Regions from separate parts of the Homo sapiens genome. Here region 1 is linked to region 2. Evidence: read pairs that join two places in POLR2A ChIA-PET (ENCODE). Cell type or tissue: OCI-LY7. All regions are shown on one strand. Each heading gives the region's core, and the rest is flanking DNA. Links, peaks and the distances in the headings are about the cores only.

The links. ChIA-PET counts read pairs that join two places held together with the same protein. Peaks named below come from ENCODE experiments on the same cell type or tissue, not always from the same donor. Only the 100,000 strongest peaks of a DNase experiment are listed, where the experiment ranks them.
Region 1: POLR2A ChIA-PET joins it to region 2 with 5 read pairs; 4 of 35 experiments call an interaction of 5 or more read pairs at or near these places.

Annotation. Positions count from the first base shown.
Region 1 is chr5:156,834,966-156,851,055 of GRCh38, reverse strand. PPP1R2B (PPP1R2 family member B) reads right to left here and starts at 761. Exons shown (of 1, transcript NM_206858.3): 1 at 1-761. The coding sequence starts at 493. In OCI-LY7, for the core only: no CTCF peak of the experiment used is centred there; no DNase peak of the experiment used is centred there.
Region 2 is chr5:156,883,599-156,899,688 of GRCh38, reverse strand. No RefSeq gene overlaps it. Among named protein-coding and RNA genes, the nearest start is that of PPP1R2B, 41 kb to the right of the region's middle. In OCI-LY7, for the core only: no CTCF peak of the experiment used is centred there; a DNase peak (open chromatin) is centred at 6,018; H3K4me3 peaks cover 2,149 bases; H3K27ac peaks cover 2,500 bases.

The DNA of each region.
Region 1 (16,090 bases), core at 8,706-11,205, 53 kb after region 2:
GGTCTTTTGAAATTAATTGTCTGGCTAGTTTGATATTGAGTCCTTCATTGTAGTGAAGCTTCCTTCTCATTTCAAATTGTCGCTTTTTTTCTCGTTCTTCAGGTGAGAGGTCACTATCCTCCTCTCCACTGCTTTCTTGTTCCTGAATCCGGTACTTTGGCTCCAAGCCTTCAGCAGCAGCTAATTTCTTGGCTAGGATGTCTGGCGCCATGGCTTCAGTGGTCTCGGTGTCCCTACACGCATCTTCATCATCACCCATCATACTATGGTAAGGAGGGCTTGGTTCATCTATTTTCATTAAACCATAGCCTTTGTCTGCTGGATGATAGGTCGCCAAGATGTTAATTTCATCCCACTTCTGGGATTTTTTGCTCAGCTCCTCGTCGACACTCCTGCGGGGCTGTTCGGCCGACGCCACCATAGAGGAAGTCGTAGAGGTCTTGTTCTTCAAGATCCCCTTGATGGGCCGGTGGGAGGCCGTCGAGGCCGCCATTGCCGGGCGCTCCGGCTGTCGCCTCAGGGTCGCTGCTTGGCGTGGGGTCCGCGAAGAGAAGGGTCGGCACAGCAGAGACTCGCAGGCAGCCGCAGAGCCCGCTCAGGGCTAAAGCGGCCGCACCTGCTGCCTCGGAAACGGCTACTGGAGCGGTTGTCACAACGACCCCGACGCCAGAGCCAACGCCGAATGGGTGGCGGCTCCTCGCGCACCATTAGCCGCCGGCACTTGACCCGCGGCTCGCGGAGAGATGCCGGCCTAGAGCTCCGCGGGGAGTGGTGGGTGGGGGGTGGTGGGTGTGGTGGGGGTGGGGGGGGTGGAGCAAATCCGACGCCCTTTTTCATAGTTCTTTTGTACTGTGGACACCATGAGGCTTACAAAAAAAAACATCTTTATAGATGTAACAAGTTGTAAAGAGATGAAAACTTACAGAGCACGAAAACACAATAGAAACAAACTTTATCCCCCCACCACATTTTGACTTTATATTGTCTCAATTAATATATTTTTATATTGCCTAACTCTTGACGATTACTGTAGCTATTAAAGTTTTTGATTTGTCTTTTAGGCTTTATACTAGAGTTATAAGTGGGTTTCACACCACCTTTACAAGTATTAGGGCATTCTGGATTTTTCTGTGTACTTACAGTGGGTTTTATACCTCAAATGTTTTCTTTTTGCATGGTGGTGGCGGTGGTGATGGTGGTTTTTCTTATCGAAGAATTCCCGATGTGGCACGGTGGCTCATACCTGTAATCCCAGCACTTTGGGAGGCTGAGGTGGTCAGATCACTTGAGGTCAAGAGTTTGAGACCAGCCTGGCCAACATGGTGAAACCTCGTCTCTATTAAAATACAAAAATTAGCTAGGCATGGTGGTGCGTGTCTGTAATCTCAGCTACTTGGGAGGCTGAGGCAGGAGAATTACTTGAACCTGGAAGGTGGAGGTTGCAGTGAGCTGAGATCATGCCATTGCACTCCAACCTGGGTGACAGACTGAGTCTCTGTCTCAAAAGAAAAAAAAAAAAGAATTCCGTTTAGCATTTTTTATAGGATGGGTTTGGTGTTGAATTCTCTCTGCTTTTGTTCGTCTGAGAAAGACTTTATCCCTCCTGTTTGAATGATAGCTTTGCTGGATACAGTAGTCTTTGATGGCAGTTACTTTCTTTCAGCACTTTCAAAATGTCATCCTACTCCCTTCTGGCCTGTGTGGTTTCTGTTGAGAAGTTTGTTGCCAGATGAATTGGAGCTTCTTTATATGTCATTTGCTGCTTTTCTCTTGTTGCTTTTAGGAGTATCTCTTTGTCCTTGACTTGAGAATTTGATTATTATATCCTTTAAAGTACTCTTATTTGGGTTGAATCTGTTTGGTGTTCTCTGACCTTCCTGTACCTAGGTATTTTTCTTTCTCATGTTTTGGAGAGTTTTCTCTTATTATTTCTTTGAATAAGTTTTCTACCCCTTGTTTTTGCTCAGTTCCCACTTGAACATCCATAATTCTTGATTTTTGTCTTTTTAGGCAATTTTTCTCTATATTTTTGTTCCTTTCATTCTTTTTTCCTTTTTCTCTTGACTCCATATTTTTGTTATTGTTGTTGTTGTGTTTTGTTTTGTTTTTGGTGGAGACAGAGTCTCACTCTGTAACCCAGGGTGGAGTGTACTGGTGCAATCTTGGCTCACCACAACCTCCGCCTCCTGGGTTCAAGAGATTCCTGTGGCTTAGCCTCCTGAGTAACTGGGACTATAGGCATGCATCACCACACCTGGCTAATTTTTTGTATTTTTAGTAGAGATTGGGTTTTGCCATGTTGCCCAGGCTGGCCTCGAACTCCTGACCTCAGGCAATCCACCCACCTCAGCCTCCCAAAGGTGATGCTGTATTTTGTTTTTCTTTTCCTTTTCTTTTATTTATTTATTTATTTATTTATTTATTTATTTATTTTTGAGACAGGTTCTCACTCTGTTACCCAGGCTGGAGTACAGTGGAGTGATCTGGACTTATTGCTACCTCTTCCTCCCAGGCTCAAGTGATCCTCCCAGCTCAGCCTCCTGAGTGGCTGGGACTACAGGCACCAGCCACACATGTATAATGTGTGTGTGTGTGTGTGTGTGTGTGTGTGTGTGTGTGTGTGTGTGTGTGTGTATGTGTGTGTTTGTAAAGATAGAGTTTTGCCATGTTGCCCAGGTTGGTCTCAAGCTCCTGGACTCAAGTGATCCACCAGCTTCAGCCTCCCAAAGTGCAGGGATTACGGGCATGAGCCACTGTGCCTGGCCCTAACTCTGTATTTTCAAATAACCTGTCCTTGAGCTCACCGATTCTTTGCTCTGCTTGATCCTTTCTGCTGTTGAGAACTTCTAATAAATTGTTCAGCTCAGCAAATGTATTTTTCAGTTATGAGATTTCTGTCTAATTTTTCTTTAAATTTCAATCTCTTTGTTAAATTTCTCTGATAAATTTCTAAGTTGCTTTTATGTGTTATCTTGGAGATACTGAGTTTCCTTTAAATTGTCATTTTGAATTCTTGGTCAGAGATTCCGTATCACCATCCTATTAGGCTCAGTCACAGGTTCCTTGCTTTGTTCATTTAGGGAGGTAATAGTTCCCTATTTGCTGTTGTTTATTGTGGATATACATCTGTATTTTTGCATTAAGTGATTATTTCTCTCTTCTTTCTCTGGCTTGTTTTGATTATTATTGGATATGTTTGCTTAGAGGTTCTTTGAATTTACCTGCTGAATTTCTTTATTTCCCCCACTGGTTGCTGCTTTCTCTTTAACACTAGATTGTGCTTTGAGCCTAGGTTTTCCTTGGCTCCAGTTAATGATCAGAGCACTGCCCATCCCAAATGGGGAGGTGCCAAAAGGGATATCCCAGCTGTGTGGGAAGGCTGGCTAGTGGTTCATGCCCAGGGGACCTGTGGACTATTCCTCCTACAATGTACTGCTGCTGAATAGCTACCCTGATTTGGCATCTCTTTTGGCTGAATTTCAGATGGAGTTTCTAGGGCTGGGGGTAATAGTCCCACTCTCCTCCTTTATCTATGGCTGTCCTCAGGTATATTTTTCCTTTCAGGCATTCATGATGCTTCCCATGCGTTGAAGCAGAGAAAGGTCTCCTGTCAGGAAACTTAAGGTGGTAGGGGAAGCTGGTGGTTCACCTCAATGTCACTTTTTTTACTGTAGAAACCATCAGTCAGGGGGATATTTTCTATGCATTTTGCTGTGGACAGATGGGAGTGTGGGATGTTGAAGATATAAAAGTCCAATTCTCAGACCATCTTCTTGTTTTTTTTTTTTTTTTCCACCTCTTTGTGGCCCTAGGAGCTGTCTCATCTTCATATTTGAGTTTTTGAATATCATCAGTGATATTTCGTGAGAGTGATTTAGTTTCACTCTTAGGCTTGTCCTGCCTGTTTTGCTGTGAGAATCTTGGGTTTAGTTAAGTGTCTTGTATAGATTGTAGTCTGATGAACATATGCTATGCTTGGTGTGAGATACACTGGTCACAGGATCAGCAGTGATGTGAAAATACAATAGAAGTTCAACCCTGCCCTATGCCCAATATAAAAACTCTGCTATGGCACCCAGGGAAATCTGAACTTACACGTAGGACTATGTAATCTAGAGTTTTACTGTTGGACTTCACAATGCAAGTGATTTATTTCTACTTGCTCTCCTGTGTGCAACTGTTGCCCATAATTTGTTGAGCAAATTGAGGTAAGCTTACAAGGAAGAAACATTATTGCTTATTGAGAGCTTATACTAAGGCTGTTTTAAATGCTTGCTTATATCAGGGGTGTACAATATTTTTCTGTAAAGAGCCAGATAGTCAATATTTTAGAATTTGCATGACATACATTCTCTGTTGTAACTACTTAACTCTAATTGTAACAGGAAAGCAGCCATAAACAATATTTAAACAAATGATGTAATTGTGCTCCAGTAAAACTTTGTTCAAAAAAACAGGCAGCAGGCTACTCGGACTGTGGGCTGTAGTTTTCCAACACCTGGCATGTACTCCCTTACCTAATTTTCACAACAACCTAACAATACTGTCTCTTGAGTGAAAAGGTAGCAAAAAAAGGTATAATTTCCTTTCTTCCTTCCTTCCTTCCTTCCTTCCTTCTTTCCTTCTTTCCTTCCTGCCTTCCTTCCTTCCATCCTTCCGGTTTTGCTCTGTCACCCAAGCTGCAGTGCAATGGCCATTCATAGCTCACTGTAACTTCAGAATCCTGTGCTCAAGCAATCCTCCCACCTCTATATCTGCCTCCTGAGTATCTGGGACTATAGGCATGCACCACCATACTTGGCTAATTTTTGTATTTTCTGTAGAGATGGGGTCTCACTGTGTTGCCAGGGCTGCTCTCAAACTCCTGGCCTCAAGTTATCCTCCTGCCTTAGCCACTCAAAGTCTTGGGATTACAAGCATGAGCCACTGTGCCTGGCCAGGTATAATTTCATAGCTGTCATATATTTGAAAAATATAATAAAAACAATGCTAGCCAGGGACAGTGGCTCACACCTGTAATTCCAGTACTTTGGGAGGCGGGCAGATCACTTGAGGCCAGGAATTCAAGACCAGCCTTGACAACGTGGTGAGACCCCCGTCTCTACCAAAAATACAAAAATTATCTAGGTGTGGCAGCTCATGCCTGTAATCCCAGCTAATCAGGAGGCTGAGGTATGAGAATCACTTGAACCCAGGAGGTGGAGGTTGCAGTGAGCAGCGATCATGCCACTGCACTCCAGCCTGGGTGACAGAGTGAGACCCTATCTCAAAAAAACAAAATAACAACGCTATGCTTTTATCATACATAATCTAATTAAATGCTTAAATAACCCTGCAAGGTAGGGGACATTATCTTCCCTTTTCCAATGAGACAATTAAAGCTTCAGGTGTTTGCTTAATGTCATACAGCTAATAAACAGTGGGCTCTAAATTAGAATTTGGGTCAAATTCATCTAGGCCTGTGTCGTCTTCATGAACATCGAGGGAGAGGCAATAGAGCATACTGATTTTTAAAAAGACCAAACCTTTATAGAGTTCGGTTTCTCACCTACCAGAGGTAATGACCAGATCTAGGTGTACACATAAGAGTGAGTGGCTGAGAGTCTTAGTCAGCTTGGGCTTCCACAACAAAATGCCATTGATTGGGTAGATTAAACAATGGCAATTTATTTGCTCACAGTTTTGGAGGATACAAGTCCAAGATCAAGGTGCCAGAATCGTCAGTTTATGGTGGGTGCCCTTTGCCTGCCTTCTCGCTGTGTCTTTGCATGGCATAGAGAAGGCAAGCTTTCTAGAGTCTCTTTTTGTAAGAGTACTAATTCCATCAAAAAGGCCTACCCTTATGACTTCATCTAAACCTAATTATCTCTCTAAGACCCATCTCCAAATACTAACACTTTGGGGTTAGGGCTTCAACATATGAATTGTTTTTGAAGGGAAGCCTGAAAAGTCTTCCTCTGAACCCTTATACAAAATGGGTGTAGGAGACCTAAGGGGGGTATTGATCCTCCTGTACTTGTTCCTTCTTAACGTTTGCTGGGGAAAGGACAGGCCTCGTTTTGAGTGTGTATGCTTATCTTGATCTTGCTGATTGACATGTTGACTTCTGGTGAAGCTTGATGTGATTCCAAGAGCAGAGGCCCCTTCTCAGCCTTGATGATGGGGATAGAAGATGTAGGATACATGTGCTCTTGGTCCCAGTAACCAACGTTCTTTTTTCCTTTGTTTTTCAGTCACCTATTCACACAGTCTTACCCCAGACTGTATCATTACACGTGGCTGCACCCCTTCCAAAATTCTATTTCTTGTAACCTAGTCTCCGACCACCACCTCCATCTTTCTCCTTACTATCTCTAACGCTTAACTCCAACAGTCTTTTAAGTCCACCTGCACTTTTGATATGATTTGGCTCTGTGTCCCCACCCAAATCCCATCTCTAATTGTAATTCCCATGTGTCAAGGGAGGGACCTGGTGGGAGGTGATTGAATCATGGCGGTGGTTTGCTCCATGCTGTTCTTGTGATAGTGAGTTCTCACAAGATCTGATGGTTTAAAAGCGTTTGGCATTTTCCCCCTCACTTGCTCGCTGTCTCTCCTGCCACAATGTAAGACATGCCTTGCTTCCCCTTTGCCTTCTGCCATGATTATAAGTTTCCTGAGGCCTCCCCAGCCTTGCAGAACTGTGAGTCAATTAAACCTTCTATGTTAATAAATTACCCAGTCTTAGATAATTCTTCGTAAGTGTGTAAAAATGGACTAATACGTTTTCCAATTGATTAATCCTACTATTTTGTTGTTTTTTTTTTTTTTTTTTTGCTATACCTCACTACCATAATGATCTCACTTTTTTTTAATTCTAAGGTTAGTCATTATAATCATTGCCTTTCATATACCCTTGAGTTACTTCCTCTTGCTTGCATCTGTACAGCTGAATGTGGCTGGAATAAAACATATAATTGGTCTGATTTGGTCTCACTTTAAATTCATGACCATAATTTTCAAGGGGACTCTTGATGCTGCCAGGCAGGCATGCTATACATTCTTAGTCCATCTACTCTCCCATTTTATACATAACCATTTTATATCTAATTTTCTTCTTTAAAAATTTTAATACCTCCTTCCCCATCCTCACTCTCAATGATCTTGTTTCTATTCCACTTCAAAAGCTGATGGACAGTATTCACAGGTTTCTCCATCACATCTACTCATTTGCCAGCTTTAACATCTATATACTCTGCCTTCCCAGCTGTGACCAAGAATGAACTGTCCAGACTCCTATCTGGCATCCTCCTTCCACTTCTTTATTAGATCCAATCACCTCTTGCCTACTCAAGGACATTGCTGCAATTCTTCCCTCTCACCTACATCATTAAATTTTATCTTTCTAATGGGTCATTCCTATTAGCAATGAAACAGGCTATTATTTCTCACATCTTTAAAAAAAGTTTTCTTGACCCTCTCTCCCCCTTTTTCTTAGCAGCTGTATTCTGTTTTTGCTCCTTTTTACATCAAAATTCTTTGGAAGAATCGTTGACACTTGATGTCCCCAATTTGTCTCCTTCATTCATTCCTGAACTTGTTCCAAACATACTTTGCTTTCAACATTCTTCTGCAGCTGTGACCAATGATTAATGACCTCCCTTGCTAATATTTTCAACCTGTAAGCAGCATTTGACACAATTGATCATTACCTCCTTCTTGAAACCCTTCTTTTGGTATCCGAAATATCATTCTTTCTCCCCTCCTACCTCAAGGGCTCTTATTTCTTTCTCACTTGCTGTTTTTTCCTCATTTCTCCAACTTCTAAATGTTGCTCCACCCAAGATCTATTTCCTGGACACCTCTTTTTGTCTGTCTGCATCCATTCCCCAGGTTCTCCTCCAAGGCTGTAGACATAGTCCACATATTGGTCACTCCAACTTTATATTCCCAGTTCAATCTTTGATCCTGAGCTGTGTATTGGTCTATAGAGCTGTCAACTTGACCTTTCCATTTGATGTCTAACAGGCGCTTCAATTTAAATATGTCCAGAACTGAATTGTTCCCTCACACCCAACCTGCTTTTTCTACTTAAAATCTTTCCTTTTCCTATTTGATTTCTTTACTAGTGAACGAATGTTAAGCAGTTTTGCTTGCACAGATTTTGCATATAATTGGGCACCATGCACGGTATGTAGAAGCTAATCTCATGGTCTCTGCCCTGAGCATTTAAAATTCAATAAAGAAGATGTGGCATAAGCCAATAGCACTCTTCTAGCAGCCATTCTCCCTTTAGGAATCCCAAGTTTAACCTGGGCTCATGAATGCCTAGTGTCAGGTTGACAACAGCAGTACAATAAGACGGGAAGAACATTGTTCCCACGCACCACAGAACTGCCACATCAGCCCTGATTGCTTACGTTCAAACTGCTATGTGAGAGTGAAATAAACTATCTTGTTTAAGCTTCTGTCGTATTTTATAGCAGCCCAATTGGCATCCTGTGTAGGGAGATAAGAACTTAAGAAAGTGAACCACAGCATTTCCCCAAATGTGAATGATAGGAGGCTGGGCATGGGGAGTATGGAATTCTGGGGCCAGTGGGGGTAACTTGATTGAGTGAGGTGGGCTGGTATAAGACACATGGAACCTGCGGGGACCAGGTAAATTGCAGAGCTGTGACCTTCCTGAAGACATGAACATATAGACTGTATTTCAGCTCAAAGAGAGTCTGCTATTAGAATTTGGCCAAGCCACTTGGTGAACTCTGATAAGCTGAGTTGTTTTAAAATATTTAGTTGTTGTCAGCAGCATGAAACCCTCTCTTCTAATTTATGCACAACTGGAATATATAGAGATCTAAAGGCAGATCTGCTCTGGGTGAATGGAGGCCATATTCTTGCTGTTTCCCTCTTAGCCTATGTGTGGGCTCTGCTGTGAAACACAGTTTTAAAATAATTTATCTATTCTAAGCCCCTTATTTAGCAGATGGTAAAACTTAAGCTGAGAGAGATTTACTGTTAAACCAAAAGTATGTCATTTCACCTCTCTGGGCCTTAGTTTCCTCCTATTTAAAACAGGTGTGAATTAATCTCTAAAATCTCTTCTAGTGAGTAACAAAATAAGCATGTACAGAATAAAACTCATGACTGTTGGTCAACTGATATGTGCTATTGTGAAAGAACACAGGCTGTGTGCTAGGTTGGTATCAGGTCTGCCAGGCATATTTCTAACAATGACTGGGTAAGATATTTCAGAACAACATTGAGTTTGTTATGTACCTGAATTCACATATTCTGGCAACAGAAATGGCAAATGATTTTACATATCCCCATTTCATTCAGTTTGCTTAACTCTCCAGTAAAGTAGCCAGACGAGGCATTCCTCTCCCCCTTTTACAGATGAAGAAAACTGATGGTAACTGCTTTCCAAAAGTCACACAATCAGCAAGTGTCCGAGGTAAGACTAAAATCCAGGTCTAGCGCTCTTTATGGCGACTCTTCCTAAATTAGCAAACCTAAAAATGTGAATGAATTCACTCTATGGCTTATAAATATTTATGGATTTCAGGATCTTTTCTCCCCTACTATTATTAGCAAATATACACTGTACCTGGGTGCACCCAAAGGTGAGGAAGTATTAGAAAGTGATATAGTTGTTCTGCCTGGGAATAAGATATTTGGCTTCAGGGCTGGACATGATGGCTTACACCTGTAATCTGAGCACTTTGGGAGACTAAGGCGGGAGGACTGTTTGAGCCTAGGAGTTCGAGACCAGCCTGGGCAACATACTGAGACCCTGTCTCTCCAAAAAAATAAATAAATAGATAAAATAAAAAATCAAAAAAACCTTGGCTTCAGAGAATAGCTTCAGGAGACACTAGTTAGATGTTACTATGAGCAAACAGTTAATTAGAGAAAACAATTATTGTTTAAGGAGAGTTTGGTGGAAGGTAATTAAGTCCTGATATGTATCTGATATTCACACTGATTCTTGTAGCATCCACTCTTCTCAGTTGTCTTCATAACTCTGATCTATTGATGATGACTGGAAAAATTAATCTGTGGCCATTTCATCTGTCTGCTTTTAAAAAGAAAGGCCATTGAAACTTAAACTATATTAAGCATTAAATTTTTATGGTCAGATTGAGATTCTGCACAAATATAGTTAATTAAATTTGTACATGATCTACTGTCTGGGTTTATATGGGAGCCCTTGATTGAAAATGAGCTATAAAACACATGTTGAGTGAAAAACACCCAGCTTCCACCTGCCAGACAGCCGTTTCTGGAACAAATGGTTTTCATGTCCTGTTGCATAGCATGAGTGTGTGTTAGCCACTAAGCGAGTCAAGCATGGAATATGCTGGCTCCTTTTTTTCCATCTGACCTCTAAACGTTGCCACCCTCCAGAATGAGGTTAAGTCTTCTCTTTTGCCACTCTCCCCCACCTGATTGTCCGTATGATGTCTAATAGACGCTTCAAATTAACATATTTGAAACAAAACATTTAGTGTTCTAATCCCATATAGCTATTGCTCTTCAATCTCCCCTCTCTTAGGAAATGAGATTACCCACCATGATGTTCATGCCAAAAACCTAGGAGTCACTTAATTCTCCTTTTCCCACCTACCCCCAGTCAAGCAAGTCTTATTCAGGTCACCTTCTATGGTATTTTCTCCATCAAGGCTTTTCTCTCCATTGCCCTGGGGCTAACCTAAGGCAGATAAATCACCTTCCCATATTGGATAAAAAGTATTCCTTTGGGGTAGATGAATGGTTACAAGGCTATCCTCTCAGCCTGAATCAGCCCCTTGCCAAGCTAGATTACAGGGCTTGGCAAGATGATGTGGGTTAGATTTCAACCCCTAGATTTCAACGTGTGTCCCACAACAGGGACAGGTGTAGTACAGACTGAGCAGTGACCTGCTTGTCCAAGTCGTCACTCCCTCTCATCTGCTCTACGCCCTCTAGTCTTCTCCCAATACATCTCCCTGTCTCCAGTCTTGTCCCTCTGCAATCCTTTCTGCACACCGTAGTAAAATGGATCTTTTCAAAAATGTAGATCAGATCATTTTGCTTTCCTGATTAAAATTCTTCCTTGCTTCTCTATTGTATGTGGCATAAAACCCAGAATTCTCACTGTGCTTACGAGGCCCTTCATGATCTAGCCCCTGCTCCTATGTCTTCCCACCATGACTGTGCCCTGGACTCTCTGGCCTCATTCCCAGTCCTGAACATGCAAGTTTGTCCCTGCCTAGGGGCCTTTACACATCTTTAGATGGCTGGCTCCTTCTCATCCTCCAAGTCTCAGTTTAAACGTCACCTTTTGACAGAGGCCTTTCATGACCCACTTTTATAAAATATATACACCAATGCCCCACCACCATTATATTCCTTGTTGCAAAATTACCCAGTTTTATTTTTCTCCATATCATGTAACACAACCTGAAATTAACCTGTTTATTGTCTGCCTCTTCCAGAATATAAGCCCCATGGGATGCAAAGAAGTTGTCTGAATTCCTCGTTGTTGTACCTCCAGCACATCCTAGGGCACTCGGCACACAGTAGGCACTCAATAAATACTGTCTGAATGTGAGAGGATGGAGTCAGAGCATTGAGTAAAGGAACAGTGGAGAGGATAAAGGTATTCAGCAAGCATATGTGGGAAAGCTGTTTAAAAATATGTACTCATAAAGAAAACTTGAAAATATTTCTGTCTTTGCTTTTCCCTCATTCTTTGCCTGTGGTCTTTCCTTTTTGAGTTGAGAAAGTTGAATGGGGCTTGTTTGTGTCTGAGTTGTTAGTTTCCAGGGGACTTAGACTGTTACAGGGCACTGAACATCTCTCCCAAGCAGAGAGCAAGACCTTGTTACTGAAAGAAATTTCTGTTTGAGGACTCAGCCTGGTTGAGCCTCCTGCCAAGGTTGGTGCCAAGGTTGAGCCTCCTGCTGTCATTTGCTTTCCGGGCACAGTAGAGCTAAGCGGCATTGTTTAACCTTTTGGAAGCTGTGTATGAAATTTACATTAGCGGGGTGTTGCTGTTCCGTTACAAACCGTTTATCCCATGAATATCAATGTGGCTGTTTGCTCTAGGAAATTATCTTCTTGCTGTAGAGAGAAGCCAAGGAATCCATAAAAATGTACAAAAGATAGGAGAGAGAGTCCCAGTTTCCTTTGAGATTGCTGAGAAGAATGATTCAGGAGCAAGGTGACCTGTGTACCCTGAAAAAACCATCCAGGGAAATCCCATGGAAATCTTTCTTTCCTCTTCCCTCTTCCCAAGCGTGATTTGCAATACAAGATTTTGCTTTATTTATTTAAAAGTATATTAATGCCTACTACATAGCCTTGCAAAGAATGGGCATTTAATAAATATCTGTCTCCAATGAGCTGTCTGATGTTTAAAGATAGAGGTACTTATTAAATAGAAAACTCATCCACAAAGAAGAAATATGAACATGCAATTAAGGTAATATTTACCTAGATCTACAATTTGGCAATTTGGCACGAAGGACTTTTTTTTTTTTTTAAGAAAACTTCTCTTTAATTAGACATTTATGACCAAAACAGGAACTAAGTTTTGTTTCTTATTTTTTAATTGATAGACTTTATTTTTAGAGCAGTTTTTTGTTTACAGAAAATTGAGCAGAAAGTACAGTGTTCCCATATACTCTCCCCGCCTTCCTTCAGATTCCTCTGTTATTAACATCTTACATTTGTATGGTACATTTCTTACAATTGGTGAGCCAATACTGGTACATTCTTATTAACTAAAGTCCATAGTTTGTTTGTTTGTTTGTTTGTTTATTTATTTATTTATTTATTTTTGAGACAGGATTTCACTCTGTCACCCGGGCTGGAGTGCAGTGGCCTGATCTCGGCTCACTGCAACCTCTGCTTCCTAGCTCAAGCTATTCTCCAGCCTTAGCCTCTCAAGTAGTTGGGACCACAGGTGCAAGCCACCACGCCCAGCTAATTTTTGTGTTTTTTGTAGAGATGGGGTTTTACCATGTTGCCCAAGCTGGTCTCGAACTCCTGAGCTCAAAGTGATCCGCCTGCCTCGGCCTCCCAAAGTGCTGGAATTACAGGTGTGAGCCACCATGCTGGGCCTTAAATCCACGGTTTATATTAGGGTTCACTCTCTGTGTTTGACAGCTCCGTGTATTTTGACACATGCACGTGCTTATGCATTCATGGCTTTCTTGGCTATGGTATTATACAAAATAATTTTACCACTCTAAAACCCACCCTGTGATTTACCTATTACTCCTCCTCACCTCTCATCCTGCACCTCTGACACTTGCTCTTTTTTTTTTTTTTTTTTTTTTTTTTGCCCTTCAACAAATTATGGTAAAACCAGCCAGGAACAGTGGCTCATGCCTGTAATCCCTGCACTTTGAGAGGCCAAGGTGAGTGGATCACTTGAGGTCAGGAGTTTGAGACCAGACTGGCCGAAATGGTGAAACCCCATCTCTACTAAAAAAAAAAAACAAAAAACAAAACAAAACAAAACAAAAACTAAAACAAAAAATTAGCTGGGCATAGCAGTGTGTGCCTGTAGTTCCAGCTACCCAGGAGGCTGAGTTGGGAGGATCTCTCGAACCAGGAGGTGGAGGTGGCAGTTAGCAGATATCACAACACTGCACTTCAGCCTGGGTGACAGAGCAAGACTGTCTCAAAAAGCAAACAAACAAATTATGGTAAAGTATACATGACATAAAACTTGCCATTTTTACCATTTTTAAGTGTAGAATTTAGTGATAGTACATTCAACCACTGATCTTTCTACCCTCTATATTTTTGCCTTTTTCAGATTGTCGTATAGAATCCTACAGTGTGTTGCCAGTCAGGCTGGCTTCTTTCACTAATCAATGTGCATTTGAGGGGAACTATAGTTTTAATAACTTGATCTGAAATAGTAGCGCTGCTGAAGGATTTTAGTCATTAGAACTTCAGTCATGGGCGTAGGTCAATGAGATTTGCTGTTTGGAATGAGACTTGGCATTGAAAGGGTATTCTTAAGAAACTTGGAAAATTAGATTTCAGTAGCAGTCAGCTAGTGGAATGATTCCAAGCAGAAATAGAAAGAGAAGCTAACAAATATTTGTGTGTAAGGGCTCGTGGTTGCTAGTGATTCTGTTCTTTTAAATAGTACACCATTATTTGTTAAGATTTTTAAACTATCTTTTGTATTTAAAAATATATTTATGTCTATTTGCAAGAAGGATTCAAAGTGGCTTTGCTTTTTCTAATGAAATTGAAAAATAGAACTTCAGTTGGTTGCGGTGGCTCATGCCTATAATCCCAGCACTTTGGGAGGCCGAGGGGGGCGGATCATCTGAGGTCAGGAGTTCAAGACCAGCCTGGCCAACATGGTGAAACCCCGTCTCTACTAAAAGTACAAAAATTAGCTGGGCATGGTGGTGAGCTCCCAGCTACTTGGGAGGCTGAGGCAGGAGCATCGCTTGAACCTAGGAGGCAGAGGTTGCAGTAAGCCAAGATCACACCACTGCACTCCAGCCTGGGTGACAAGAATGAGACTCTGTCTCAAAATAAAATAAAAATAAAAAATAGAACTTCACTTTCTCTAATGAAAGAAAAATAGAATAAAATGATATAGTCATTAGTATCAAAATTATTTAAAATGTAAGACCTTATATAAATGGAAAGAAGCGATATCGAGTTTTTACCATTTTGTGGAAGAGTAATTAAATATTGGTGGAAGACAATTTTTGTTAGCTTAGGTAAGATTACATATTAAGAAAGAGATTGCTGATACACTTAAAATAAAACCAGAAATGAAAAGCTCTTTCATTTTTCCAATATTTCGATGTTCTATGCTTTGTAATAGGTATAGAGGGTGAATGGCAGGATGGAGGAGGCAGGAGAAGGAGGAAGAACTGGAGGAAACATTGGATGTGACTTCAAGTTGTAGATATCCACCTAGTGGCCATAATGAAGCAGGTACTCAGATTGTAAACAAACAGGAAGGAGTTACAGTAGCCACACCTACTATGTGCCAGGCACTGTGGCAGGTGCTAGAGACACAGTGATGGACGGAACACAGCCCCTGCTCTGCCAGAGCTGACGATCCAGAGGGGAGTTACATAATAAACAAGAAAATTTAAAAAATACATGTATATATAAACTCAGGGTCAGGTAAATGCTACAAAGACAAAGCATAATGAAGGTTAGATAGTGTGTTTGGGTCATCTATCTTAGGTAAGGTGGTCTGGGAAGGCCTATCTGGGGTGATGACATTGAAGCAGAAAAGTTAGGGAATGAGTTATGTATAGATTTGGGAGGAGATCATTCCAGGCAGAGGGAATGCCAAGTGCAAATGCCTTAAGTCTGGAATTAGACTGGCGCTGTCAAGGAACAGAGGATGGCTAACATGGCTGAGTGAGAGTGAACAGGTGGAAAGGAGCAAAAATGGAGTTGAAGAGGGAGAATGGACCACATTGTGAGGTGCTGGGCAGGTGGTTCACGGAAAGGAATTTGGATTTTATTCCAAGGACGTTGGGAAGCCATCTGGAGGGTCTGAGCAGGAAATGACATGATCTGACTTAACATTTTAAAAAAGATTATTCTGGCACCTGTGTTAGAAATGGACCAGAGGGAGAGGGGTAAGAATGGAATACGTAGGCCAGATCAGGGCCATTTTGGGTATCCATATGAGAGCTAAAAGTGGTGTGCAGTAGATAATATGAGTAGTCATGTCTGGAAGTGGTTTTTGGGGAGATGCAGTATGAAAATAGGTCTGAAAAGACTTGCTGATGGATTGGATACTGGTGATAGATGGCATACAAATAGCGCTCTTTGAATTTCAGAAGAAGGAGCATTTTACTTCTTGCTGGAGCAAGGTAAAGTGTTTCTGGGAGAGGTGGAGCTGAAGAGTAGCTAAGCAAAGGTGGTCGGGGGAGGGCATGCAAAGTAGGGAGCTGCCGTGAGCGATGACACAGAGCAGGGTGGTGAACATTCTGTTTAGAGAAAGCAAAGTTGGAGTCGAGTTCTTATGAGAAAAAAGGGTGAGAGAAATCTGCAAAGGGAGGTGGGGGCAAGACTGGGAAGGGTCTTAGACGCCTTGCTAGGCATTTCTGTGAGTAGGCAA
Region 2 (16,090 bases), core at 4,590-7,089:
TGAGTAATGATGTTCACCATCTTTTTGTATCCTTATTGGCCATTTGTATATCTTCTTTGGAGAAGTATCTATTCAAATCCCTTTTCCATTTTATTTTATTTATTTATTTTCTCCTGTCTCCCTTCAACTGCTTGCCCAGTTTTAAATCAGGTTGTTAATCTGTTTGCTGTTGAGTTTCAGGAGTTCTTTATGTATTCTAAATCTTAATCTCTTATCAGATATATTATTTGCAAATAATTTTTCCCATTCTGTAGGTTGTCTTTTCACTTTCTTGATAATGTCCTTCAATGCACAAAGGACATTATCAAGAAATGTTCATTGTCATTGCTCATGCTGTCATTGTCCTATCAAAGAATTCATTGCCAAATCCAAGGTCATGAAGATTTACCCAATGTTTCCTTTTAAGAGTGCTTTGGTTTAGTCTTAAATTTAGATCCTTGATTCATTTTGAGCTTTTAAAAATATATTGACCAGGCATGGTGGCTCATGCCTGTAATCTAATCCCAGCATTTTGGGAGGCCAAGGTGGGCAGATCACCTGAGGTCAGGAGTTCAAGACAAGCCTTGCCAAAATGGTGGAACCCCGTCTTTACTAAAAATACAAAAATTAGCCAGGCATGGTGGTACATGCATGTAATCTCAGCTACTCGGGAGGCTGAGGCAGGAGAATCGCTTGAACCTGAGAGATGGAGGTTGCAGTGAGCCAAGATTGCACCACTGCACTCCAGCCTGGGTGACAGAGCGAGATTTGTCTCAAAAAAATTTTAAAAAATTACACACACACACACACACACACACACACACACACACACACAGAAGTAGGAGTCCAACCGCATTCATTTGCATTCGTTAGAAATCCACTTGTTCCATTTGTAACCTGGTTTTAGGTCATATAAGTAATTCATGAAACTTAAAACCTTGAACTTGGATTAAGATGTGGCACAAGTAGATGTCTGACAGAAGCAAATGCATGTTTTCTGAAGAAGAACACATTATTCCAAGCCTCAAATTACTCCTACAAAAAATATTTTCCTCCACTAAATGGACTTAGACCCCAAAGTTAGCTTTATTTATTTGAAGATACTAAGGATGTTTGTCTCGTAATTTCACCATTTGAGGTCATGGTCTCTGCTGACTCTTACTCATGTGTCTTAATTTCTTGTGTGCCTGGTTATCTTTGATTGTATGGAGCTTATTGCAATTGAAAATTTTTCGTAGGAATAATTTGAGGCTGATAATAATGTGATCTTCTGCAGAAACTTGCATTTGCTTCTATCAGGCATCTTTTTGTGTCACATCTTAATTCAAGTTCAAGGCTTTAGGTTCCATGAACTACTTAGATGACCTGGAACCAGGTTACAAGCCCATCTGAGAATAGTTACTACTGCTTCACACTCACTCTAAGGGTATGGCCTTTTTTGTCCTTGCTTATAATGGGTAGTGGTTTATCAAGGTCCCTAACTTTGGTGAGTCCTCTGCCTGGACACTTTCCTCTAGCTCTATGAGGCAGCCAGAACCTCAGCTCAATTTTGCTGATATTCATTCCAGATTGGAAAGTGATTCCAAGGCCAAAGCAACTTTGAGCTCATGTGGATTAGCATATTCTTTAGTTTGAGTTCTATTCATTTTGAATTTTATTAACTTTTTGATATTTTAAAAATATTTTAATATATTTTGTTCATCTTTTGTGTGTCTAATGTAGGATGGTTGGTCCCAATTACCAAATCAGCATTACCAGAACTGATTCTCCTTGATAATGTTTATTTCCCCAATAGCCTTGCCAATGCTTTTCATTATCAAATTTATTATTATATTATTATTATTTTCTTCAAGATGAAGATAAAAAGAATATAAACTAACATTATATTTCATTTCCACAAAAAGACTCTGATGTCAGGCTAGGCACAGTGGCTCATGCCTGTAATCCCAACAGTTTGGAAGGCTGAGGAGGGTGGATTGCTTGAGCCCAGGAGTTCACAACCAGCCTGGGCAACATGGCGAAACCTCATCTCTACAAAATATACAAAAATTAGCTGGGTGTAGTGGCATATGCCTGTGGGAGGCTGAGGTGGGAGGATCTCTTGAGCCCAGGAGGCAGAGATGGCAGTGAATTGAGATTGTGCCACTGCAGTTCAGCCTGGGAGACAGAGTGAGACCCTATTTCAAAATAAAATTAAACAGATAAAAATAAAAAATTAATTTAAAAAATCAACTCTGGTATCTACCTAATAGGATGCGTTGATTTATTTTCAGTCCAAAAAGTCTACCACCTGGTATGCAATATGTTTAACTGGGAAGACAGCAGACTGAGTGAGATTTGATGTCTATCTACAAAGAGTTGAAGGACTGTCATCAGGAAGAGGAAGTAGCCTTGTTCTGTGTGATTCCAGAAGATAAATTTAGGACTAGGAATCAAAATTCCAGAAATTAATTTCTATTTCACTAAAATACATTACTAGAATAATTTACAGTGGTGAATGTTGTGAAGGGTAGGATTTTGATAATCCAGGATTCATTTGTTCAATTTTTTTCATTTGGCTTTTTTTTTTTTTTTTTTTTTTGAGACAGAGTCTGGCTCTGTCACCCAGGCTGGAGTGCCTGTCATCCAGGCTGGAATGCAGTGGTGTGAGCTCGGCTCACTGTAACCTCCATCTCCTGGGTTCAAGTAATTCTCCTGCCTCAACCTCCAGAGTAGCTGGGATGACAGGCATGCACCACCAAGCCTGGCTAATTTTTGTATTTTTAGTGGAGACGGGGTTTTACCATGTTGGCCAGGCTGGATTTGAACTCCTGACCTCAAGTGATCCGCCTGTCTTGGCCTCCCAAAGTGCTGGGATTACAAGAATGAGCCACCACGCTTGGCCATTTGGATTTCTTCGATACCTCCTTTCTGTCCTTTTATTATTCGTAGTTCCCTTGAAACTGACTCATCCCCATCCATCTGACAGCTAAGCCTGGCAAGTCAGAGCATTGCATAACCCACCATAACCCTGACAATAGTGACTGGGTACTGTAAGACCTAAGTTAGGCCGATTAGAACCAAAAGATGCAATCCTAAGACTTTTGTTTGAGTTATTTAGGATGCTGATCTTTTCCTGCTGACCCTGAAGAAGAGAATGGGAAGCTACAGCTGCCGTTTTGCTATCACACGGAGAGAGCCTATTTGAGAAGTGGAGCTCAGCTATGGGAATGAAAACCAGACCCTGGTGATGTTGGCTGAGTCTTGATCATGCCAAGACTGAAATTAAGATCCTAGAAGATTCATGGTCTGTGATATGAGGAAATACATTCCCATTTTGCTTAATCCAGTTTGGGCTGGGTTTTCTGCCATTTGAAGTGAAAAGTTTTAACTAAAATGGGTAGTGAACACTGCATTCACAGTAGTTTCCACACAGAGGAGATGACCAGCCTTCACAGTAGGTACGGAAGGGATGCCCAGATTATGTGAAAGGCTGGCTTTGAGGACTTCCAACTTTAAATTCTTGGCTCCTCCAAAACTTGATTTTGCTTGTGTTCTGCCCAGTGGACTTGGTAGCTTCAAAGAGACTACAAGAACACTGGATTGGCCATTGCTTAGGGCCAAGCGATACAGGCTCTTGATGCCCAGGCTGGAGTACAATGGTGTGATCTCGGCTCACTGCCAACTCTGCCTCCTGGGTTCAAGCGATTCTCCTGCCTCAGCCTCCCAAGTAGCTGGGATTACAAGCATGTACCGCCATGCCTGGCTAATTTAGTATTTTTAGTAGAGATGGGGGTTTCTCCATGTTGGTCAGGCTGGTCTCGAACTCCTGACTTCAGGCGATCCACCCGCCTCAGCTTCCCGAAGTGTTGGGATTACAGGTGTGAGCCATGGCGCCCAGCCAATATAGAGGTTAATACATGTCCAGGTCTGGGATGCATATTAAATGGAGTAATCTATAATGTTTAATTCTGGAATGAAAGATTTTTTAAAGAGCTGGATCATTCACTTTGTACTAAATTATCTTTTTTTTTTTTAGCCAAAACAAAGCTTCTTGACAGGATTTGCATTATAGCCTTGGCTGAATAATGAGTTTCTTTGCCAGGGGTGAATAATTAATTAGATCTTTCATCTTCTGCCCAGGAGATGAAGGAAAACTGTTTAATTTTAAAGATGTTCATATCCAGGCTGGGTGCAGTCACTCACACCTGTAATTCCAGCACTTTGGGAGACTGAGGTAGGTGGATCACTTGAGGCCAGGAGTTTGAGACCAGCCTGGCCATCATGGCAAAAACCTTGTCTCTACTAAAAATATAAAAATTAACCAGGCATGGTGGCACATGTCTGCAATCCCAGCTACTCACGAGGCTGAAGCATGAGAATCGCTTGAACCCGGGAGGCGGAGGTTGCAGTGAGCCGAGATCATGCTACTGTGTTCCAGCCTGGGTGATAGCCTGTCTCAAAAAAAAGTAAATAAATAAAGAAAAAAGATGTTCACATTCAGACATATATGCACAAAAGAAGTTTTGAGTACTGTACTTTATCATTTAACTATCCCATGAATATTTATGGAAATTGGATCTGAGTTATATCACAGTGTTGGGTTATTTTTAGGCCAATATAAGTAACATGCCCCATCTGTGGATTTAAATATTTTCTCTCCTTTTGTTGTTATAATTATATATGTTTTTGGTCCAGATGTTTAATTTATTTTTAAAAATGAGAAAATGTCAAATCAACTGGAATAGTAAGTGCTTAATAACGATGATTTACATTTGTGTGATGTGCTTAATTTTGCAAAATGTTTTCACCTCAATGTCCTCGATGTATAATAGTTAATTATCACTTAGCATGTAGCAAGTACTTTGCTAAGAACATTATATGGATATTATGTAATTCTCACAAAAGCCTACAAACTAGCTACTGCTATTATCCCCATTTTATAGATGAAGGAGCTGAAGTGTTGGGAGGGTAACTAGCCTTTCCAGAGCCACACAGAGACTCACAGAGCCAGGGTTTAAACACAGGTGCTCTGGCCTGGAGTCTAAGCTTTGAACCCATATCCTAAACAAATCCTATGGTTAGTAAAAATTTAACATGTCCATTTGCATGGGAGTCCAGAATTCTACCATTAATTTTATGAAGTTATTGCATTTTTACTTCTATTAGAGGAGGGAAATAAGATAAAGAGATTTAAAATGACATGACAAGGGGTCACATTGCTTTATATTAGGTTACAATTCCTGTCATCACCAAGAAAAATCAAAGTACTAGCTATCTCCAGATTAGACAGTACTTTCATTGATACAGGAAGCCTTTTCTTTGAGTCCCTTTATAATACTTCACACAGTTATAATGGAAAAACAATTTAAACAGTAAGTGCAAGTGTAAAAAAATGAAAGTATTTCATTTTCTCTAAATCTTAGACTTTAAACCTACAGAAGGGCTGTAAGAAAAGTAACCTACAGTGATTTTTGGAGGCTCCCCTCCCCTTTGCAGGGGTCACATCCAAGTTTTGGGGATGTAAGTTGTGGCTAGAAAATGGTGGAAAGACTCCTTCATTTTCAATCCATCATGGCCTCTTCATTACCAAGCCTGAGGTGGGGTAGGTGGGGTCTCTTGAAGACAAATGTTTCAGTTGCTTTTTTTGCCAAGCTTAGGTGGAATCTCCAATGACTACAGCCCAGCCTCCCTAGTTTCCCCAGACAGCTATTCTCCTATCAAACATCATTCACATCTCTTAAGTACCACATTTGCAAAGGTTTCCAACACCTTGTGGATCACCTTCATCTCATTTCATTCTTGGGGCATCTGTTCTTAGTTCTCTTGCTTCAAAGGCACTGCTATCTCTCTGCTTTTCTTGCCATCCCTCAAGTTTGCCAAGGTGTAGAAGATCCTGGGAAACCAAAGTCAAGTATGCCAGTGTTGGGAGGACAGCATAGCTCTTGACTTTGCAACACAAACTGCCCCAGAGGTATGGGAGAACAAAGGTCTCACTAATTGGTCTAGGTGGCATGGTGTGACAAACAGGAAGAACAAAACGTTACCTAGTATCTCAGTAAATCATCCTGCCACATAATAGTTTCAGTTCCTTTGCAAAGAAGAGAATCAGCAAAACACTCATGATTGGATCCTGCTCTTTTCTATCCTTGAAATACTGATTTCAAGTCCAGGTGCTACTCTTTAAAAGTGTTGTGAACCTACTAAAGAGAGTTTAATGGCCGGGCGCGGTGGCTTACACCTGTAATCCAGCACTTTGGGAGGCCGAGGCGGGTGGATCATGAGATCAGGAGATTGAGACCATCCTGGGTAGCACGGTGAAACCCCTTCTCCACTAAAAATACAAAAAATCAGCTGGGCATGGTGGCAGGCATCTGTAGTCCCAGCTACTCGGGAGGCTGAGGCAGGAGAATGGCGTGAACACAGGAGGCAGAGCTTGCAGTGAGCCGAGATGGCACCACTGCACTCCAGCCTGGGGGACAGAGTGAGACCGCGTCTCAAAAAAAAAAAAAAAAAAGAGTTTAAACAGTGATGGAAGAACTGGGATGCTTAACAGAAGAACAATAACTGGATGCCTCCTCTGAAGAAGAGGGGTGTGCTGAGGCTTTGTGAGGAAGAACCAGTCCCAGTGAGTAGAAGGGACCAGAGGGAAGATGAGTGATTCATAAACTGAACAAACTTTCTAGAGAGCAGGTGAAATAGTACTGGTTGCCTCTATGGGGTGGTCAAATGGAGACTGAAAGATAATGTGTCAGGGTATGTAAAGGGGATAATTAAATAAAATTTGGGGTACTTGATCTTTAAGGAGACTTTTTAACCTTAGAATTCTATGTAAAGAATAATCAGCTGTGTTATAGCCGCCGTGGGTTTTGGAAAACTACGATGATTAACACTGTCACAAATACCAAACAAGATAAACTACTCATCTTCACAAATGTGTGTGTTTGTGTGTGTGATCTTTCTTTTTGGGAAACAGTGTGTTCTCCTGACAAAAGCTTGACTTCCAGGCATTCATGTCTAACACGACTCACTGAAGAAAAGAGTCCAGGAAACAGACCAGCTGGCCTCAAAGAAAAAGTGAGGTCCTCTGGCAGAGTAAAGGGTGCTAAACACAACCAAGAAAGCCAAAAAGATCAAAGGAGGGCTCTGGCAAGAAAGGGCTTGTCTAATTCAAGGGTGAATGAAAAAGGGAGGTTGAGGATGTTTTTATCTGGGATCTGGAGACCTCACAGCAGAGACAGTTCTTCTTATGAGTAGACTGGAGACCGTCACTGCCTAGGAGGGTGATTAGAAGATGGTCTAGTTCTGAAATCTTCATGTTACATGTTGGGGAAATGAGGTCCCTGGAAAGGGCAAAGAACTTGCCTGCTTTATAGCAATGCAAACAGACATTAAAAAGAAAAGAACTTGCCTGCCATCAGATGGAGACAGTGAGGAAGTTAGGAATAGAGCCTTTGTTGCAGCTCCCCTCCCCTTGACCTGGGTTAAGTAGGGATGCCATGCTTCTCTGCAGAAGTATCTTTCCAAAGCATCTGCATCATGCCATGATTTGAGAAAGTAAGTTTTGAACATTTTACATGGCTAGATTCAAAAGGGCGGGACTCTTCTTTCTTGCTTATTTGTGTTCAACACGGCAAGCATTTATCATTAGTGCCACTCAACATTAAGGCTACTCAAATTTATTATGCACGTCAATCATCTGATGTCTGGTTAAAATGCAGATTCTGATCCTTCAGGGCTTGGATAGGACCCATGATTCTGCTTTTCTAACAAGCTCTCAGATGCTGCTATAGCAACTGACATGGCTTACTACTAGTCCCTACTACAGTCAGGGCCCAGGCTCAACTTTTAGCCCTTCTCAGCCACTCCCAGGACTTGCTGCATGCCTTCTGCCTCTCAAGGACCTGCATCTGGTGGACTCACCTGATGCAGGGCCTCACAGATCCCTCGTGAACTCATCATAGGGAGAATGAGGCTGGAGTGGCTATTTATAGCCATATTTCCTCTCTGCACAGAGAGAGTTGCCCAGGTCGGAGTTTGCTAACAATTCCCTATTTGTGTGGAAGTTCCAAAGAGGCTCCCGGTAAGGTAATTTGGCAGCAAGCACCATTGCAAATGATTCTTTTTTTTTTTTTTTTTGGATACTGGATACGGAGTCTTGCTCTGTTGCTCAGGCTGGAGTGCTGTGGCACGATTTGAGCTCACTGCAACCTCTGCCTCCTGGGTTCAAGTGATTCTCCTGTCTCAGCCTTCCAAGTAGCTGGGATTACAGGTGTCTGCCACCATGTCTGGCTACGTTTTAAAAATATTTTTAGTAGAGACGGGTTTTCACCATGTTGGCCAGGCTGGTCTCAAATTCCTGACCTCAAGTGATCTGCCCACCTCGGCCTTTCAAAGTGCTGGGATTACAGGTGTGAGCCACTGCGCCTGGCCAAACATTGCAAATGATTCCTATTGCATTTAATTCTAAACTCTCCCAGACACTGGGGCTCAACAATATTTGTTGAATGGAATTATGGTAAATTCTGAGATTGAGGTTTGTGGGGGCTTCCATTGCTCTGTAAAATCAAATTGAGTACATCAGACATTTCCACTGTGAATGCTTACCTTCCCTCTCCTTGGCCTCCTCCATCCTGCCAGGAAAACCTATTTTGGACCTTACAGAATTCATTCTGAGAATTTCATTATGATTGTGACATTTATAACTCATTATTTAACTGCTGTGGATGGTGGAAATACAATGTTGAACAGTCCCAGTGGAATAAAATCAGAGTTAGTAATCTCTTCGTGTGCAATTGAAAAAAAAAAAAGGTATGGTATCAAAACATTAGCAGAAAACTAGTCTTTTTCAGTTTTCATATATAGAAGTAGTGACTGAAATAATTTTTATTATAAGTTCCTTTACCCCTAACTTATACGTGACTGGGGCAAACCTATGGGCACTGCTTTCTGAAATTGATCTATTTAAAAACAGTGTTTATCCAGAGCTTTTTGATACAAATATGAGCAGTTAGAGTCCCTTTCCTGGCTTAAATGGTAGAATGCAATGTACGCTGTTTTGCCATGTTGTGTCTTCATTTAACAGTGAGTATAGAGATGGTTCTGATTTGGCATACGTCTGCATCGTTTATTAAGTGAATAGTGCTTGGCTGCATGGAGAATCCAGACTTTATTAACTGCTCACTTACTGATGGACATTCAGGATGCTTCCCAGTGTTTTTAACCTGTGGTTTTCAGAAATAGAGTGGGAGAAAGGGAAGGAAGTGTGTGGCTCCTGAAACTAGATGAAATGCAGTCTGTCAAAGCTAGCTGGCTCTCGGCTTTGGGGTCTCTTCTTGAGTTTTTGAGACATTGTTACTGAGAGGAAGAGATTTCTCTCAAATTGAGGGCCATGAAGAGAGGGAGAACTAAGAAGGCTCTTGTTTTGGCAGGGGAATGAACAGTCTGTGTTCAAGTGTGCAGAGATGGGCTGAGAGGGGAGCAGAAAAGTGAACATATTCTGGGGGCCATGGTGAGGCTGCCTCTTGCTTCAGCAGCAGCGTTTATAAGCTGACTATTCCCTCACCTGGGGAGAGAGGCCACAGGTGATTGGATTAACCTAGCTGCTGGCCAGGCACTGTTGCTGAGGAACCTGAGGATAAGGAGGAAGATTTTATTAAATGAATGAAGCTGAGGCTCATGTGAAGCCATTTTTCAGCTTGGCTGACTGAGCAGAGCGGCTCCTCAGAGCCATTTGTTCTTTTTGTTTCTGTTTCTGCAGAAGGTTGCCCAGGTTTGCTTGTGCATATGAATTTGCTCTGTTTCCATACATCATATCTAGTTAAAGGGGTCTGGAGCCTGGCATGAACTTGTGAATTTTACCTGGTTCTCTGAGTATTTCCAACAGCCTGCTAGCCATTTCCACCCTCACACTCACTGGCACTTGGAAGCCAGCATGTTTCAAAGACAGCGTCCAGTTGTCTAGCGTCTCCTTCCAGGCTTTCTCATATCCGACCTCCCACATCCCCACTGTCTTGTCAGCTTCAGGCCCTCATTATCTCCTGTCTGTGGGGCCACAGTTGTCCCCTAGCTGGTCTTTTTGCCTGTGGTCAATTTATCAAGAATGAATGCTTCCAGAGAACTTTCTAAACACTACTCAAACTAAGGCCCTCTCTGTCTCCAAAACCTCTAATGGCCCATCCAGCACAGAGGATACATCACCACTCCTTAGCCGGGCATTGAATGGGCTCTGTGAGCTGTCATCCACCTAACCCCAATCCATCTCATCTGCCCTGTCTTTCCTGGCTTAGCTCTTACTTTTTCCCAGAGTGGCCTCTACTCTATCAAAATGGTCAGAATAGTGGCTCAAATCTGAATCTTCTTCACTTCTTCATTTATTTCACAGCTTTTCATCCTTAATACAAAACTATTTCAAAAACTCCATATCCTTAATAAACCACAATGTCTGGGGATTGCCATTTTCTGGATTAATTTTCTTTTTTTCCATCAACTTTTAAGTTTGGGGGCACAAGTGCAGGATGTGCAGGTTTTTACATAGGTAAATGTGTGCCATGGTGATTAGCTGCACAGATGATCCCATCAAGTAGGTGTTAAGTCCAGCATCTATTAGCTATTCTTCCTGATGCTCTCCCTCACCCCAACCTCCCACCTCTGACAGGCCCCAGTGTGTGTTGTTCACCCTGTGTGTCCATGTGTTCTCATCATTCAGCTCCCACTTATGAGAACATGTGGTGTTTGGTTTTCTGTTTCTGCGTTAGTTTGCTGAGGATAATGGCTTCTAGCTCCATCCATGTCCTTGCAAAGGACATGATCCCATTCCTTTTTATGGCTGGGGACCATTTGTAGAATTTAAGGGGATCATTCCCCTGTCTGATATCTGTATTCAGTCTGGATCAATTACCAGGTGTTTTGCTTGTAAAGGGAGTTTAAGCTATTCTTATTAGGGTAAGCTTTGTTTTAAGATTTATGAGAGTTGGATCTGTGCCGAGGTGGTTTTGTCTCCTGGAAATCCCCAGGCCAGGTTGCTTCATACTGCTAAATAACATGTAGTGTCAGCCCTGACAGAGGTTTGGGTGAGTCCTATGGCTATAATAAATTTTCATTAAAAATTTTTTTTTAATTTAATTTAATTTTTTTTTTTTTTTGAGACAGAGTCTGGCTCTGTTGCCCAGGCTGTAGTGCAGGGGTACAATCTCGGCTCACTGCAACCTCCACCTTCCAGGTTCAAGTGATTCTCCTGCTTCAGCCTCCCAAGTAGCTGGGACTACAGGTATGTGCCACATGCCCAGTGAATTTTTGTATTTTTAGTAGAGAGGGGGTTTCACCATGTTGGCCAGGCTGATCTTGACCTCCTGACCTCAGGTGATCTGCCCACCTCAACTTCCCAAAGGGCTGGGATTACATGCCACTGCATCTGGCTTAATTCTATTTTTTAATTTTTTTTGCTCCGTCACCCATGCTGGAGTGCGGGGGTACCATTGTAGGTCACTGCAACCTTGAACTCCTGGGCTCAAGCAATCCTCCCACCTCAGTCTCCAGAGTAGCCGGGACTACAGGCACACACCATTGCACCCAACTCTTTTTGTTTGTTTTTTTACACTTTTGTAGAGACAGGGTCTCGCTATGTCACCCAGGCTGGTCTTGAACTCTTAGACTCTGGCTGTCCTCCTGCCTTGGCTTCCCAAAGTGCTGAGATTATAGGCGTGTGCCACTGCATCTGACCTTAATCTTACAATACTGATGTTTCTTATAATATAGCTTGATATTTATTTAAACAGTGGTCCTCCTTGTATATTTAAAAAAAAAAAAAAAAAAAAAAGGTTTGGTAGCACAAGGCATGCTTTGCCCTGGGCTGGTTTACATACTAAAAATTGGGGTCAAGGGAATAAAAAAGGATTTTCTTTTGCTTGAGGATTTTGATTATTTGAGGTCAGATGAGTTGACATTTTTCTTTATTAATTAGTCAAAAAACACTGGAGCTCAGCTTATTGAAGTTTATTGAATTAAGCTTTGAAAATCCTTCTGTCCACATTCTGGCAAGCTTTTCAAAATAAGATATACTGCTCCTTTACCATCTGCAGTTTGCTACAAGATAACAACCTTTTCTCTGATTATTTTCTTATTACTACCTCTTGGAAGATGGAGGTGAGGCTTTGGGAGGAAAAGAATGAAATAGTGGCATGAGCTGAGAGATGATGCTATGTTCAAGTGAACTATACACACACACACACACACACACACACACACCAATAGAGTATTTACACATACTTCATTGTGAAAGACATTCATCCTCAGAGAGGAAATAATTGAGTTGAAGATCAGTCTTATTGATTTTTTTTTGGTCTGATGCAGTTATTTGATTTGCTTCCAAGTTTTCTTGTTGTTGTTGGTTTTTGATTGTTATTGTTGTTGTTTTTAACCGCTAGAAAGTTGTACTTTGCCCGTGTGCTTCAGAGGAGAGAACTGAAGGTGGATTGGGAACATAGGGTAGGGTGCTACGCATTTTTCTATTGCATAACTCTACCAACAATAATGCCAGATTTATAAGTCAATCATTGCTAGGCACTTCTCTTTGGGTTTTACATTTTCCTATTGGGATAACTGATATTTATATGCAAAGTAATTTAAAATAGTTATGACTAGCTTTAAGGCATGCCCGATAATTGCATCTTTTAGGGTCTTTATTTTCCCCTCTCTCATGAAAGATTTTTTTTTTTTTTTTTACTCTCCTTGCTAACAGTACATTTCTGTGTGCCTTTTCCTTGTTGGCAACAAATATTTGGTGAAGAATAAATTTGGATAAACACTTTGGGTAGCGCTCAGCTTTACAAAAGGAGGGGAGATGAAGAGGGCATTCTGCTTAGCTGCCAGCATTTTTATAGGACTCAGACAAGTTTCTCTGGTTCCCCTGGAAGATTATTCTCAAAAATAGAAAAGGGGCTTTTGGAACTTGAAACCCACAACTGACCCTCTTTTGGTGTGTGGCGGTGGAAGTGGGGAGGAAAGACTTAGTTTTGTTTGAAGTAGCCCATATGATATGAAGAAACATTTTTAAACATTATTTTCCTGGACAACAAAACTGTAATTGGGTATTTTAGAGAAATTAAATGTTAATTGACTCCTAATGAGTTCCTAATAACACTGCTAAAAATGAGGGGAAAAAAACCCACTTTGCCATTACCGCATATTTTCTCTGGGGTATACACATTTTTTCCCCATTTTTCCCTGATGGTCATTAGCCATAAATTAGTGTCTCCCTGCAATTGTATTTACTGCTTTAAATGCCTTTGGCTAAGCAGTACTCAAACTTTTCACATCATATTAAACTTTTAAAGCAGTCTATTTTTCGTGTCTACAATATTCTTATGCAGAAAAAAAGACTCCCTGGATTATGAGGCTTGCTATTAAAATGCAACTCCAGGCCTGCTGGTCTACCAAAACTCTGAAAAAGTGACGGGGCATCACTTGATTATTGATCATGTGGGCTTGTCTGAAGCACATCTTGGAGGAGGCAAATGCATTAAAAGAGGTTCATGAATTGCTCTGAAAATACCATGAGAACACAGAGTCCTGAAGGCTCTGTCCTTTTTCACCTTTGCACAATATTGATGGATCAGGTGTGCGTGAGCGTGAGGTGGAGTCAGAGCCAGATTACGTGCGGGCAGATTTTTTTGTCCTTGTTGCCAGTGGCTTAAACGTAGCAGGACAGTGTAATACAAATACCACTAACTCTAATATAGCATCTTTCTTTTCACACCTCCTCTAGAATTTAGTAACAGGATGGGATTTGGGGAGCTGTAACAGATAAGGGATCAGCATATTTAGTCATGATACTTTATTACTGGTAAAAACTCACCCTACTCTTAGTAGTGGAGTCACCCAATAGGAGCAACACAGAAGAAAATATAAACATTGATCCAGAAGGGCTCCAAATGTCAGAAATGCTATGATTTTCTGGGCAACGTAGCTTTCTGAGTTGCTGAATATAATTGATCTCTGCCTTCTGGGTAAATTCCCATCAACTCCTCTCTGCTCCTTTAGAGCCAATGGATAAGAATTAGAACTCTGCTTTTGGATTCCAGTGTGCTATCCTTTGTCCATGAACAAATGCAAGCATGATGAGGCCACTTAAGGTAATGAAGACCCTCATGAATATGAAAAAAGTTGCTCAGTGCAAGAATGTATTAAGTGCAGTTAAATTATAATAGGGAGGTAATGGTTGGTATTAATATTAGTAAGTTGGTTCTAAGCTTTATAGCAGTATCAAGCTGTAGAATGAAAACCCACAGATATTATAGATGGAATAAGGTAGTATAAAGATCACTAGGACTGGATGTCCAAATATGCAGCTTCAGATCTAGCCTTGACCCTTTTGTTTGTGTGATCTTGGGGAAGTCATGTCACATCTCTGGATGTTATTTAACCCATTTACAAAAAGAGAGTATGATTAGGAGGTGGTACTGGCACCCTGTCGTGGTTATTGGCAATGCACGGGGGTATGTTTTGACTGAATATCACAGTGAGGTTGGACTATGCTCCAGGCATTTATTGGGGAAAGTAAATGTCTTGCAATGCAAGGCACATTGAAGCACAAAGAAGAATTATCTCATTTAAAATGCTAATAGTGTCCCAGCTGAGAAACACTGTGATGATCTTGACCTGCACTGTAGCTGTGATAGGTTTGTGAGAAATTGGGCTAAGGACAGAAAACAAGAAACCATTGCCAGATAAGTTCTGGGTTTTGTTTTTGTTTGTTTTTAAAAGAGATGGAGTCTTGCTCTGTTGCCCAGGCTGGAGGCACAGTTCACTGCAGCCTCCACCTCTTGAGCTCAGGCAATCTTCTCATCTCCACCTCCCAAGTAGCTGGGACCACAGGCAGGCACCACCATGCTTGGCTAAATTTTTAAAAAATTTTTCATAGAGATGAGGTCTTGCTATGTTACCCGGGCTGGTCTTGAACTCCTGAGCTCAAGAGATCCTTCTGCCTTGGCCTCCCAAAGTGCTGAGATTACGGGCGTGAGCCACCATGCCTGGCCCCATCGCCAGAGAACTTCTTGATCAGTTTTTATTTATTTTTAACAAGGTGCTTTCATAGAAAAGAGGAAAATAACACTTTCCACCAGCTTTGGAATTCCCTATAGGTCATGCCAGCCTCTAAGACATTTGTAAATCTTTTCATATTTCCTTGTTACATTTTTCAAGAAGTCCCTGAGGTCTTTCATGGGACACACATAACCATAGTAAAAAACAAAGTGTTCTCATTCCCCTTAACCTGTCCTTGTCTGGTGTGTGGAGCTTGCCCAAGTGTAGGATGGAATGAGAAGTGCGATGTAAATAACAGACTCCTGCTTCTGTGTGTGGTTCAGATATTAACTTTTCCAGAACAAAATCAAATAATGCTCTATGAAAACAGTCACCTTGGACCCAAAATGATGGGCTAAAAATGTTCCTTTTCTGGGAAGAATTGAACCATAACCTAAGCACAAGGAATTGGAGAATATGGAAGTTTGCTCAGGAAGGCCAATTTTCTTTTATAGATAGGGAAGTTGAGGAGGACTTATCTGAGATCACACAGCAAGGTACAGGCCAAGACAACATCACAGCTATTAGAGGGTACAGTATCTTGGTTTTGTACCAGACCCTTTCCAGGTTTCTTTTCCCAGGCAGAAGCTGGTTATGGGAGAAGCTCTAACAGACCAGGCAAAGTGTGAAGGACCTATGTGTCCATCAACCAGTCAGTTTCCAGTGTGCCAGTGATCTGAATTTCCCTAGGGCAGGGGAAGAACAACCCCACAGGTTCTTGTTTGTAATGGATCCCCTGAAACAAAAGGCCGATGAACAAGAGAAAAACAGAAGTTTAGTAACATGTATATTTCATATATATACATGGGAGACACCCAGAGAATAAGTTGTTCTTGATGTGGTGGCTTTGAATTCTAGTTTATACAGCATCTTCAACAAAGAGCAGTACATTTTTAGAGAAGTGATGAGATGAAGGAAAAGAACTTTGAGTCTTTAGGGGCAGCACCTTATGGAAAGGCAGATAAAGGCTTGTTAGTAAAGCTTGTACCATCTGCAGGCTGAAAAGGAACCAAAGTTGGTGATTAACTTTGTTCTCCCTGGTGTAAGGGGC